Linked DNA regions of Homo sapiens: region 1 is linked to region 2. A link is a contact called in ENCODE Hi-C or POLR2A ChIA-PET data. All regions are on one chromosome and are shown on one strand. The core of a region is the stretch at or near the end of the contact, and the rest is flanking DNA. Distances in the headings are between cores, read along the strand shown.

Region 1 (6,363 bases), core at 2,970-5,469, 190 kb after region 2:
ACTGAAGATACAAAAAATGAGCCAGGCGTTGTGGCGCATGCCTGTAATCCCAGCTACCAGGGAGGCTGAGGCAGGAGAATCACTTGAACCCGGGAGGCAGAGGTTGCGGTGAGCCGAGATCACGCCATTGCACTCCAGCCTGGGCGACAGGGCAAGACTCTGTCTCAAAAACAAAATAAAATAAAAAAAATAAAGGTACTTTAGGGCCTAGGGTTATAACACAACAGTTAGGCTTCCCATGTAAAAGGCCCAGGAAGGAGAAAAGAGGAGAATCAAAAACAAGTCATCACACCAAATTGCCTAAGACTGATAGTGATTACCGTACTTGTCTTGCTCTGTGGCCCCAATCTATACACATCAATATCACTTGCATTGCCAGTGCTACAAATGGAAACCTGTGTTCTAAAACGCAAAGGCCCTTAAGTCCCTCTCCTCACCATTCCCTGCCCTGTCAACGTGTAACCCATGAAAAAATTATCTCACATAGAAATGTGGAAGACAGCCAGACACAGTGGCACACACCTGTAATTCCAGCACTTTGGGAGGCCAAGGTGGCAGGACTGCTTGAGCCCAAGAGTTTCAGACTAGCCTCGGCAACACAGTGAGACTCTGCCTCTCCAAATAATTAAAAAATTAGCTGGGCATGGTGGCATATAGCCCCAGCTATTCAGGAGGCTGAGTGAGCTATGGTGGTGCCACTGCACTACAGCCTGGACAACAGAGTGAGACCCCCATCTCAAAAAAATAAATGTGGAAGACGCTTTTGGGAAGAGAATACAATTGATCCCATCTTTCTAAAGGATAATGAGGTAACAGGTATCAATATTTTAAATGTACTTTTTTTTTTTTTTTGAGATGGAGTCTCAGTCTGTCGCCCAGGCTGGAGTGCAGTGGCCTGATCTCAGCTCACTACAACGTCCGCCTCCCGGGTTCATGTGATTCTCCAGCCTCAGGCTCCTGAGCAGCTAGGATTACAGGCGCACAACACAACATCTGGCTAATTTTTGTATTTTTAGTAGAGATGGAGTTTCACCATGTTGGCCAAGCTAGTCTCAAACTCGTGACCTCAGGCATCCACCCGCCTCGACTTCCCAAAGTGCTGGGATTACAGGTATGAGCCACCGCATCTGGCCTAAATGTACATATTATTTAAAGGACTGTACAGATAAGTACAGGGCCAGGTGTGCTGGCTCATGCGCGTAACCCCAGCACTTTGGGAAGCTGAAGCAAGAGGACTGCTTGAACTCAAAGAATTTGAAACCAGCCTGAGCAACAAAGTGAGGCACTGTCTCTAATTTTTAAATAAATAAATATTATTTTAAGAAAGAAAGTAGGACTAGGCGCAGTGGCTCACGCCTGTAATCCCAACACTTTGAGAGGCTGAGGCAGGTGGATCACAAGGTCGAGAGTTCAAGACCAGCCTGGCCTAGATGGTGAAACTCCATCTCTACTAAAAATACAAAATTTAGCCGGGCATGGTGGTGGGCACTTGTAATCACAGCTACTAGGGAGGCTGAGGCAGAGAATTGCTTGAACCCAGGAGGCAGAGGCTGCAGTGAGCCGAGATTACGCCATTGCAGTCCAGCCTAGGTGACAGACTGAAACTCCATCTCAAAAAAAAAAAAAAAGAAAGAAAAAAAGCTGGACAGAATCATATTTCAGTTGTGTCACTTACTAGTTTTGTAGACTTGAACAAGTGGTATAGCTGATCTAAGCCTCAGTTTCCTCGTGTAAAACAGCAATAGTATATATTACTTAGCAGTGTTTGAGAAATCAATCAATAAATGTATTCAGAATAGTGGTTAGTCAATACGTCTTCGGATATTATTTTTCTTTCTTTAAGCACCTATCATATAACTGGCCTATGCTAGGTATTAGATACACTACATGGTTTCACCATGTTGGCCAGGCTGTTCTCGCTCTCTTGACCTCGTGATCCACCCGCCTCAGCCTCCCAAAGTGCTGGGATTACAGGCATGAGCCATCGTGCCCGGCCTATGGCCTGTTCTTTTTTTTCTTTTTTTTTTTTTTTTTTTTTGAGACGGAGTCTTGCTCTGTCACCCAGGCTGGAGTGCGGTGGCACCATCTTGGCTCACTGCAAGTTCCGCCTCCCAGGTTCACGCCATTCTCCTGCCTCAGACTCCCAAGTAGCTGGAACTACAGGAGCATGCCACCACGCCTGGCTAATTTTTTGTATTTTTAGCAGAGACAGGGTTTCACCATGTTAAACAGGATGATCTCAATCTCCTGACCTTGTGATCCGCCTGCCTCGGCCTCCCAAAGTGCTGGGATTACAGGCGTGAGCCACCGCGCCCGGCCTGGCCTGTTCTTTTTTTGAGACAGAGTCTTCCTCTGTCAACCAGGCTGGAGTAAAGTGATACAATCATGGCTCACTGCAGCCTTGACCTCCTGGGTTCAAGTGATCCTCCCACCTCAGCCTCCCGAATAGCTGAGACTACAGGCATGTACACTACACCTGGCTAATTTTTTATAGAAATAGAGGTCTCATCACTATGTTGCCCAGACTAGTCTCGACATCCTGGACTCAAGTGATCCTCCTGCCTCAGCCTCCCAAAGTGCTGAGATTACAGGTGTGAGCCACCATGGCCAGCCTAGTACTTACTTTTTTTTTTTTTTGAGACAGAATCTCACTCTGTCACCCAGCTGGAGTGCAGCAGTGTGATCTCAGCTCACTGCAACCTCTGCCGCCCAGGTTCAAGCGATTCTCCTGCCTCACCCTCCCGAGTAGCTGGGATTACAGGCACCAGCCACCGTGCCCGGCTAATTTTTGTATTTTTAGTAGAGACAGGGTTTCACCATCTTGACCGGGCTGGTCTTGAACTCCTGACCTCGTGATTCGCCCACCTTGGCCTCCCAAAGTGCTGGGATTACAGGCATGAGCCACACGTCCAGCCCGTGAGCCACTGCGCCTGACCTGTATTTACTCTTTAAACTATATATTGCTTTGTATTGTTTTCCAATACACGATACAATCTCTAAGCTTATCTGTAAATTTAAGGCACAAGGCATTTATTTATTGCTAAATTTTAAAATTTTTCTTAGAGATGGGGTCTTGCTCTATTGCCTGGGCTAGAGTGCAATGGAGTAATCACTGCTCACTGCAGCCTCAAACTCCTGGGCTCAAGCTTTCCTCCTTCCTCAGCCTCCCAAAGTGCTGGGATTACAGGCTTGAGCCACTGCACCCTATCCATTTATTTCTTCTGTACATCTTCCACCTCGCCTAGCCCTGAAATATTTCTCAAATTAAAGAGGTTCCAGGGCCCTGGGCACACCCACCCCCAACAGACTTGTTGGAACAGGTACCTACCTCAGGTCATTCTTTAGTTCCACGACCACATCCTTGCCCACAAGGGACTTGAAAAAAGAATAGAAGAGCTATTGGGAGAGAGGGGGAAAACCATCATGTGGGAAGGAGCATGGTAGGGAGGAGTGTCCTTTGACAGTATTACCAAATACTGGTATTGTGAACCCCACTGCATCCCTGACAGTTCTCAAAATTTCACAGGAAAGAATAATTGGTTGACAGAGCTGAAAGGCTGGAGCCCAAATTATTCTGCACACTGCACTGAGCCCATCACTTAAAGTCCCAGAGAGACTCTGCCCTGCATACGTCGGCCTCCCCACTGTGCTCTCTCAGTCGACCACCTTTCTCGGGTACCTGCCCACTCCTTTCAATGAATTGTAGAAAATATCCCACCCGCACCCTGCCGAAGCTTGCCTGGCAGAGAAGTGCTCTGAGGTCTAACTTTTCCGTCTCCCGCTATCCTCACTGAATCTCTCTCAGGGTTGGGGTTTTTTCCCTCATCATGGAAAAAATATCCCATTTGTTCTCAGTGCCTCCTCAATGAACCTGAGAAACAGTACAGTACTAAAGATGAAGATAAAAACTCCGGACCTAACTCCAGCCTAGGGGTACAAAGGCCAGATCCCCCGCCCCAACCATGCGAGGTCCCCGAGGGCGCCCCCTTTTGACGTCACGGTACCCACCATGGTGCTGGCGCCGCGGGCAGCGGGCCGGACCGGGAAGACAGCAGGGTGCTGCGAGCAGGTCTGGGGAAACCGAAGCGCGAGCCCGCGCGTGGGGCGAGGCGGGACCGCGCAGGCGCAGCGGGAAGCGACGCAGAAAGCTCCAAGCGCTGACGGGCAAAGCGCGGCCGACTTGCGGCTGGGGAGCGCAAGCTGGGTAGAGTAGAGGGGAGGAGGAAGCCGGGAAAGGGGCGGGGTTTCCTTCATTCCGACTTCCTCCCTGGCCGGCCGGCTCCCATTGCGCAGGCGCGGACCCTAGCCTGGGCTGCCAGACGGGTGGCGGGACTCAGCGCCTGAGCTCAAAGGATTTTGTTCTTTTCCAGAATCCTGCCATCTACAGCGTGATGTGTTTGTGCCCTACACACACTTCCTATCGAGAATTGTGGGGAGTTTGTTAAGATTATGAAGTGTGCACTTTTCTATATTTGTTAAAGTAAAAACATAAAATTTAAAAAATAAAATTAAAAAATGTTTTGAATCTTAAATTCAGCTGATAAAAAGAAAAAAAGGCCGAGGGCCGTGGCTCAAGCCTTTAATCCCAGCACTCTGGGAGGCCTAGGTGGGTGGATTGTGTGAGGTCAGGAGTTCGAGACCAGTCTAGCCAACATGGTGAAACCCCATCTTCACTAAAAATACAAAAAAAATTAGGCGTGGTCGCAGGCTCCTGTAATACCAGCTACTCGGGAGGCTGAGGGAAGAGAATCGCTTGAACCTGGGAGGCGGAGGTTGCAGTGAACCGAGATCGCGCCACTGCACTGCAGCCTGGGCGACAGAGCAAGACTCCGTCTCAAAAAAAAAAAAAAAAAAAATGACCGGGAGCAGTGGCTCACACCTGTAATCCCAGCACTTTGGGCGGCCAAGGCAAGTGGATCGCCTGAGGTCAGGAGTTCGAGACCAGCCTGGTCAACATGGCGAAATTCTGTCTCTACTAAAAACCCAAAAATTAGCCGGGTGTGGTGGCACGCGCCTGTAAATCCAGGAGGCATAGGTTGCAGTGAGTGGAGATCTTGCCATTGCACTCCAGCCTGGGCAACAAGAGCAAAACTCCATCCCAAAAAACAAAAAATGTTGAGGCCTGTAAATCCCAGCATTTGGGGAGGCTGAGGCAGGAGGATCATTTGAACCCAAGAGTTACAGTGAGCTACAATCTCCCCACTGCATTCCAGCCTGGGTGACAGAGCGAGACTCTCTCTAGAAAAAAGAAAATTATAAACAAACAACGTTGAGCAGTCCCAGAGATAAGGAGGAGCTGGAGCACAAATTTTGATTTTATCAAAGGTTACCAATAAATACATTTCTCCAAAGGAGCCAACCTCAATCTCCGCATTTCTTACACACTTTTGCCAAGACTGTCCTGTAAAGGACTGTGTAAAACTAAAGAGACTGTGGCTCACAGATACAAATAACCCAGTCTAACATTTCACTGTTAAATGTTTCAAACACAAACAGACAGAAATGCAGTTACATATTATTCTAACTCATATCCCCCAGGTTTTTATAAATATGTATTAGGACACAGGTAAAAGAAAAAAATGTTTTTGAGATGGAGTCTCGCTCTATCACCAGGCTGGAGTGTGGTGCCACGATCTCAGCTCACTGCAACCTCCACGTCCCGGGTTCAAGCGATTCCTCTGCCTCACCCTCCTGAGTAGCTGGGACTACAGGCACGCATCACCGTCCTCAGCTAATTTTTGTATTTTTAGTAGAGACGGGGTTTCACCATGTTGGGCAGGATGGTCTCAATCTCTTGACCTCATGATCCGCCCGCCTCGGCCTCCCAAAGTGCTGGGATTACAGGCGTGAGCCACTGTGCCCAGCTGGTAAAAATATTTTTTCATGGACTGAGACTTCATAAAACTTGTATTTGTCATCTTGCATAGACATACTTATTTGTCAAGAGTTTGTTATAGAAATATTTTCTGGGGCTGGGCACGGTGGCTCACGCCTATAATTCCAGCACTTTGGGAGGCTGAGGTGGGTGGATCACCTGAGGTCAGGAGTTCAGAACAGCCTGGTCAACATGGTGAAATCCCGTCTCTACTAAAAACACAAACATTAGCCGGGCATGGTGGTGAGCGCCTGTAATCCCAGCTACTCATGAGGCTGAGGCAGGAGAATCGCTTGAATCTGGGAGGCAAAGTTTGCAGTGAGCCGAGATCGTGCCATTGCACTCCAGCTTGGGCGACAAGAGCGAAACTGTTTCCAAAAAAAAAAAAAAAGAAAAGAAATATTTTCTCCATGTAATGGATGTAAACAATGAACTCTGTGAGTGCATAGATGCTGAATCTCCTGGACCTTACCTATAAGTGACATCAG
Region 2 (6,154 bases), core at 1,832-4,331:
CGTCTCACTAAAAATACAAAAAATTAGCCAGCTGGGCGTGGTGGCAGGTGCCTGTAATCCCAGCTACTCTGGAGGCTGAGGCAGGAGAATCACTTGAACCCGGGAGGTGGAGGTTGCAGTGAGTGGAGATTGCACCACTGCACTCTAGCCTGAGTGACAGAGTGAGACTCCATCTCAAAAAAAAGAAAAGAAATCTTTGCTCAAATATCACTTTTTCAGAGAACGCTTCTCTAACCACTCTATTTATTTTATTATTTTATTGTATTTTTTGAGACAGGGTCTCACTCTGTTGCCCAGACTGGAGTGTAATGGCACGGTCATGGCTCACTGCAGCCTTGATCTCCTGGGCTCAAGCGATCCTCTCACTTCAGCCTCCCAAGTGGCTAGGACCACAGGCGTAAGCCACCGTGTCTGGCCAGACCACCATATTTAAAACTGGGGACAAGTCAGGCTCACACCTGTAATCCCAGCACTTTGGGAGGCCAAGGTGGGAGGATCACAAGGTTAGGAGTTCAAGACCAGCCTGGCCAACTTGGTGAAACCCCATCTCTACTAAAAATACAAAAATTAGCCGGGTATAGTGGTGATCGCCTGTAATCCCAGCTATTCGTTAGGCTGAGGCAGGAGAATCGCTTGAACCCGGGAGGCAGAGGTTGCAGTGAGCTGAGATTGTGCCACTGCACTCCAGCCTGGGCAACAGAGCGAGATTCTGTCTCAACAAAAAAAGCTGGGTGCAGTGGCTCACGCCTGTAATCCTAGCACTTTGGGAGTCCGAGGTGGGTAGATCACCTAAGGTCAGGAGTTCAAGACCAGCCTGGTCAACATGGTGAAACCCCGCCTCTACAAAAATACAAAAATTAGCTAGGTATGATGGCAGGTGGCTGTAATCCCAGCTACTCGGAAGGCTGAGGCAGGAGAATCGCTTGAACCCAGGAGGCGGAGGTTACAGTGAGCTGAGATCAAGCCATTGCACTCTAGCCTGGGCGACAGAGTGAGACTCCGTTTAAAAAAAAAACAAAAAACAAAAAACAAAAAACTGGGGACCATTGGCAATAATACTCCTATGTCCCCTCTTCCCTACTTTGTTTTCCTCCATAGGCACCTGGCGCCTTTTTTTTTTTTTTTTTTTTTTTTTTGAGACGGAGTCTCACTCTGTTGCCCAGGCTGGAGTGCAATGGCGCGATCTCAGCTCACTGCAACCTCTGCCTCCCGGGTTTAAGCGATTCGCCTGCGTCAGCCTCCTGAGCAGCTGGGATTACAGGCACGCACCACCAGGCCCTGCTAATTTTTGTATTTTTAGTAGAGATGGGGTTTCACCATGTTGGTCAGGCTGGTCTCCAACTCCTGACCTTGTGATCCGCCTGCCCCAGCCTCCCAAAGTGCTGTGATTACAGGCGTGAGCCACTGCGCCTGGCCACCTAGCACCTTTAATATACTTATTTATTTGTATTGTCTGCCTTCCCCAATTAGATCAACCATGAAGACAAGAGTTTTCATTTGTTGGGTTCTCTGGGCCTAGAGGCATGTCTGGCATATAGTAAGCATTCAGTAAATATCTGTTGAGTGAACGTATGAATAAAGAAGTGAGTTCCTCCCAGCAGGCACTGAGAACATTGGGAGTACAGGGTTGCAGCTCTCTCTGCAGCAGGAGAATGTAGCTGCAATAAAGGGAAGTCAAGAAGCCAGAGTCCAGCCAGGTGCAGTGGCTCATGCCTGTAATCCCAGCACTTTGGGAGGCTGAGGTGGGTGGATCACAAGGTCAAGAGATAGAGACCATCCTGGCCAACATGGCGAAACCCCATCTGTACTAAAAATACAAAAATTAGCTGGGCGTGGTGGTGGGCGCCTGTAGTCCCAGCTACTCAGGAGGCTGAGGTAGGAGAATTGCTTGAACCCAGGAGGCAGTGGTTGCAGTGAGCCGAGATTGCACCATTGCACTCCCGCCTGGGCGACAGAGCAAGACTCCGACTCAAAAAAAAAAAAAAAAGCAGCAGCAGCAGCCAGAGGCCACTCCAGCATCTCCCCTACCTGGCTTGGGTCAGGGAGAGGGCAGTGAGAAGTGAAAACTCCCAGCTACAGAAAAGGAAATATGTTGGGGGGAAGGGAGAAGGAAAGGTGTCTTCATCAATGCCGGGGCAGGGTAGATGGAGCCCTGGGCAGGGAGTTTGGACCAGGAAATCTCAATGAGGGAAATGTGCTGTCCTCACCTCTCCAAGAAGCGACTGGCCAAACAGAGTGACAGAGGGGATAAAGGTTATGCCTAGGGAGGCATGTGTCAGAGGCTATCATCCACTCTGTTGAACCCACAGTGACCAGCACCACCATCACACAAACATGCCTGCATGTGTGCACGCACGTGCAGTGTGCAAACCTGATGTCAGCCTCACTCCCTGGCTCTTCTGTCCACAAACGCTGTTTCTTTAAGTACCACTTTCAGTTCCTCCAAAGAATCTACTTAAACTCTTAAATTCCTGATCTCTATAGATTTTACTAAAGATTTCAAAGGAGATAAGATGAGAGGGTTACGTTGCACATTCTAAAGCAAACAAATTAAAATGTTTTGTTAGACATTTCCATATTTTTAAGGGCCTCCTTGGAGCTGCCAGGCTGGGAGTGAGGTTTCTCTCCCTTTCTAAACCCTGTGCCCATCTTGTCACCCTCCTGGAGCTGCCAGCAGACTTCAGATTCTTCTCCGATCTACAGAGCAGAAAAATTCAGCCAGCCCTTCCTTGTCTTCCTATCCACAGCTGCCTGCCCAGACTCATGAAACCTGACAAAATGCAAGGTCTTATCATTACCTGAACCTTGGACCTGTTCAAAAATACTAGTTCCTGAGAATAAATATCCCTGGTGTCTTCCTGCCCTTCCTGCACACCTCCAGTGGCTTATCAAAATATTTGTTTCATGCGCACACTGGGCTCTCATTTAAGAGGAATTTGGGAGAATGTTATTTTCTAATCTGCATTTCACACCAGGCTCCCCCTCCTTCCTGGGGTGCTAGTGTCAGCAGAACCTGATGGGGAAGTGAGGTCTGGGAGGCAGAGGAGGAAGGAATGAGGGGAAAGGGGAAGTTTGGGAGGAAGGCTTCTGAGAAGACTGGTGGGAGAGAAGGAGAGCCTGCAGACAGAGGCCTCCAGCTTGGTCTGTCTCCCCACCTCTACCAGCATCTGCTGAGCTATGAGCCAAACCAGGGATTTACAGGGTAGGGAGGGTGGGATAGGCAGCGGCATTAGATCGGAGGAATGAGATGGACAGACCTGGGCTGTGGGCTAGGAGGGCAGTCAGCTGGCCTAGGGTAGCCCGGGCTGGTGTCAGGGTAAGGAGAGGAAGGGAGGGATGAGGGCTGATTAATTTTTTTCACCCCACAGGAGGAAAAGCTTTCGGACTGCTGAAGGCCCAGCAGGAAGAGAGGCTGGATGAGATCAACAAGGTAGAAGGAAGAACTAAGGGGGCAGAGCCAGGGGGATGGGGCGTGGATGGGGAGGGCCTACCCTGGCTCTTATTTTCCCCTCCATAGCAATTCCTAGACGATCCCAAATATAGCAGTGATGAGGATCTGCCCTCCAAACTGGAAGGCTTCAAAGGTGAGGGGGAAACTGTAGGCGGTGGAGACAGGGCTGGGGGTAGGAGGGTTAGGATTTCCACAAGAACAAGGCAGGAACAGCAGAGATAAAAAGTTTACTTTTGTGGTAGCAAAAGGGGAACCTGCCTTTATTGCCCTCCTGCCACACTGCGGTCCCTTTCCCGGGCCTGCCTCTCTCAGCATCCCCTCTAGCTCCTTACACCCTAGCGGGGCCCCTCAACTCCCCAACCCCACTTCCTCTGCCTGCCCCTCCTCCTCCTTCCACGTTGTCTCCTCCACCTAGCAGTTGGTTGGCAACCCCTTCCTCAGTCCCCTGCTGAAAACCCTCCAGTCAGCGCTTATCCCTTCTGCTCTCTCCCCTCACCCAGAGAAATACATGGAGTTTGACCTTAATGGAAATGGCGATATTGGTGAGAAACGGGTGATTTGCGGGGGCAGGGTGGTGTGCAGGCCTAAGAAGACAGAGGTCTCTCCTACATGCTCCATTCCTCATGATTTGGGAGGGGGCCCACCTACCACAGTGGGAGGAAGGAGAATGGGGATGCGGAAGTGGGAGAGGAGAGAGAGGGTCTCCCCACCTTCTCCCCATCCCCATCCTCTGCCCCCAGATATCATGTCCCTGAAACGAATGCTGGAGAAACTTGGAGTCCCCAAGACTCACCTAGAGCTAAAGAAATTAATTGGAGAGGTGTCCAGTGGCTCCGGGGAGACGTTCAGCTACCCTGACTTTCTCAGGATGATGCTGGGCAAGAGATCTGCCATCCTAAAAATGTGAGTGTCAATTTCCAACCTCCCCTGTACTTACCTGTTTTCTCCTCCCCCATCCCTACCCTTGTCCACAGGCTCAACATTTCTACACGTTGCCCATCATCCCTTCTTCCATCCTTAGAGGGACCCTTCCAAGGTCCCGACCCCATCCCTATCCATAGTCCTGGTCCCCAGAAACTCCAACCCCTGCCCTTCCTCTTCCCCCTTCCACCCTCACATCCCCATCCCCTTCTAGCCTTTCCTAGCACCCTATGATTTATTCCCTTGAGAGGAGTGTTCCCTGATCCCTGTGCCTCTTCCCATCTCAACCAGGATCCTGATGTATGAGGAAAAAGCGAGAGAAAAGGAAAAGCCAACAGGCCCCCCAGCCAAGAAAGCTATCTCTGAGTTGCCCTGATTTGAAGGGAAAAGGGATGATGGGATTGAAGGGGCTTCTAATGACCCAGATATGGAAACAGAAGACAAAATTGTAAGCCAGAGTCAACAAATTAAATAAATTACCCCCTCCTCCAGATCAAGTCAGCTTAGTTTTTATTTGGGTGATTTTTTTCCTGGGTTTGGGAAGGAGAGACAGGTCTTGAGGGAAAGGTGGCAAGGATTTGGCCATATGAACAATCCATCAACAACGCTATAGTGTGTCCACTACAGCAGATGGTTTCACGCACCAAGGGGGATTCCAGCTGTGTAAGACAGCCTTAACCTCAAAGAATGCAGGCAGGTCAAAAACACATGTCCAAACAAGGTACTCAGGCCCATGACAGATTTCATGAAGAGCAAGGAATACCATGAACCAACATTCTCCACCACTATAAGCTTTGTCACTTTGACAAATCACTCAGCCTCTGTGAGGCTTTTTTCTAAAAATGGGGATAAAGTGACCTATGCTATTGTGCCTGACATATCATAAGCCCTCAATAATGTTTAAAACTTGAATGAGCCGGGGCCGATGGCTTATGCCTGTAATCCCAGCACTTTGGGAGGATGGGGTGGGCAGATCACCTGAGGTCAGGAGTTCGAGACCAGCCTGACGAACATGAAGAAACCCCGTCTCTACTAAAAATACAAAATTAGCCTGGTGTGGTGGCGCATGCCTGTAATCCCAGCTACTTGGGAAGCTGAGGCAGGAGAATCTCTTGAACCCAGGAGGTGGAGGTTGTGGTGATCCGAGATCGCATCATTGCACTCCAGCCTGGGCAACTAAAAAGCGAACTCCGTCTCAAAAAAAAAAAACCGAACATACAAACAAACAAAAAACACTTGAATGGGTAGATGAATGAAAGAACTGGTGCTATTAAATAAAGCAAAGAATTTACAGCTGGGCGTGGTGGCTCACGCCTGTAATCCCAGCACTTCAGGAGGCCGAAGCGGGCAGATTACCTGAAATCAGGAGTTGGAGACCAGCCTGGCCAACATGGTGAAACCCCATCTCTACTAAAATACAAAAAATTAGCTGGGCATGGTGGCAGGTGCCTGTAATCCCAGCTACTCGGGAGACTGAGGCAGGAGAATCGCTTGAACCCGGGAGGTGGAGGTTGCGGTGAGCCGAGATCACGCCATGGCACTCCAGCCTGGGTGACAAGAGTGAGACTCTGTCTCAAAAAAAAAAAAAAAAAAAAAAAAAGACTGGAAGGAGAAACTCATTGGAGACAATGACTATGGACATCCCTTTTAAGAATTTTGCTGCAAAGGGTAACAAAACGGTATGTGTGGTAGCCGGCCGGGGAGAAGGGAGAAGAGAATCATTTTGGAAGTTTGAAAACAGAAGTCATCTTAAATCTTACTGAGCCTCTGACTAAAATTCTC

Evidence for each region. Hi-C counts contacts between places; a loop is a spot of excess contacts on that map. ChIA-PET counts read pairs that join two places held with the same protein, here RNA polymerase II (POLR2A). Pooled maps may share reads with other maps.
Region 1: a pooled map shows a loop between it and region 2 (2.1-fold over the local background). The contact joins the promoter of LSM2 here to the promoter of AIF1 in region 2. A Hi-C loop is called at or near these places in 2 of 168 maps with a recorded cell type or tissue (B cell and naive thymus-derived CD4-positive, alpha-beta T cell), 4 of 37 single-sample maps with no recorded cell type and 13 of 50 pooled maps. POLR2A ChIA-PET finds 5 or more read pairs at or near these places in 12 of 52 experiments (CD4-positive, alpha-beta T cell, CD4-positive, alpha-beta memory T cell, Caco-2 and 8 more).

The regions. Positions count from the first base shown.
Region 1 is chr6:31,802,747-31,809,109 of GRCh38, forward strand. LSM2 (LSM2 homolog, U6 small nuclear RNA and mRNA degradation associated) reads right to left here and starts at 4,220. Exons shown (of 5, transcript NM_021177.5): 1 at 4,009-4,220; 2 at 3,329-3,396. The coding sequence starts at 4,011.
Region 2 is chr6:31,612,153-31,618,306 of GRCh38, forward strand. AIF1 (allograft inflammatory factor 1) reads left to right here and starts at 3,082. Exons shown (of 6, transcript NM_001623.5): 1 at 3,082-3,202; 2 at 3,369-3,430; 3 at 3,518-3,584; 4 at 3,952-3,993; 5 at 4,192-4,354; 6 at 4,664-4,863. The coding sequence starts at 3,178. The coding sequence ends at 4,748. RefSeq lists enhancers at 3,347-3,847, 3,848-4,348.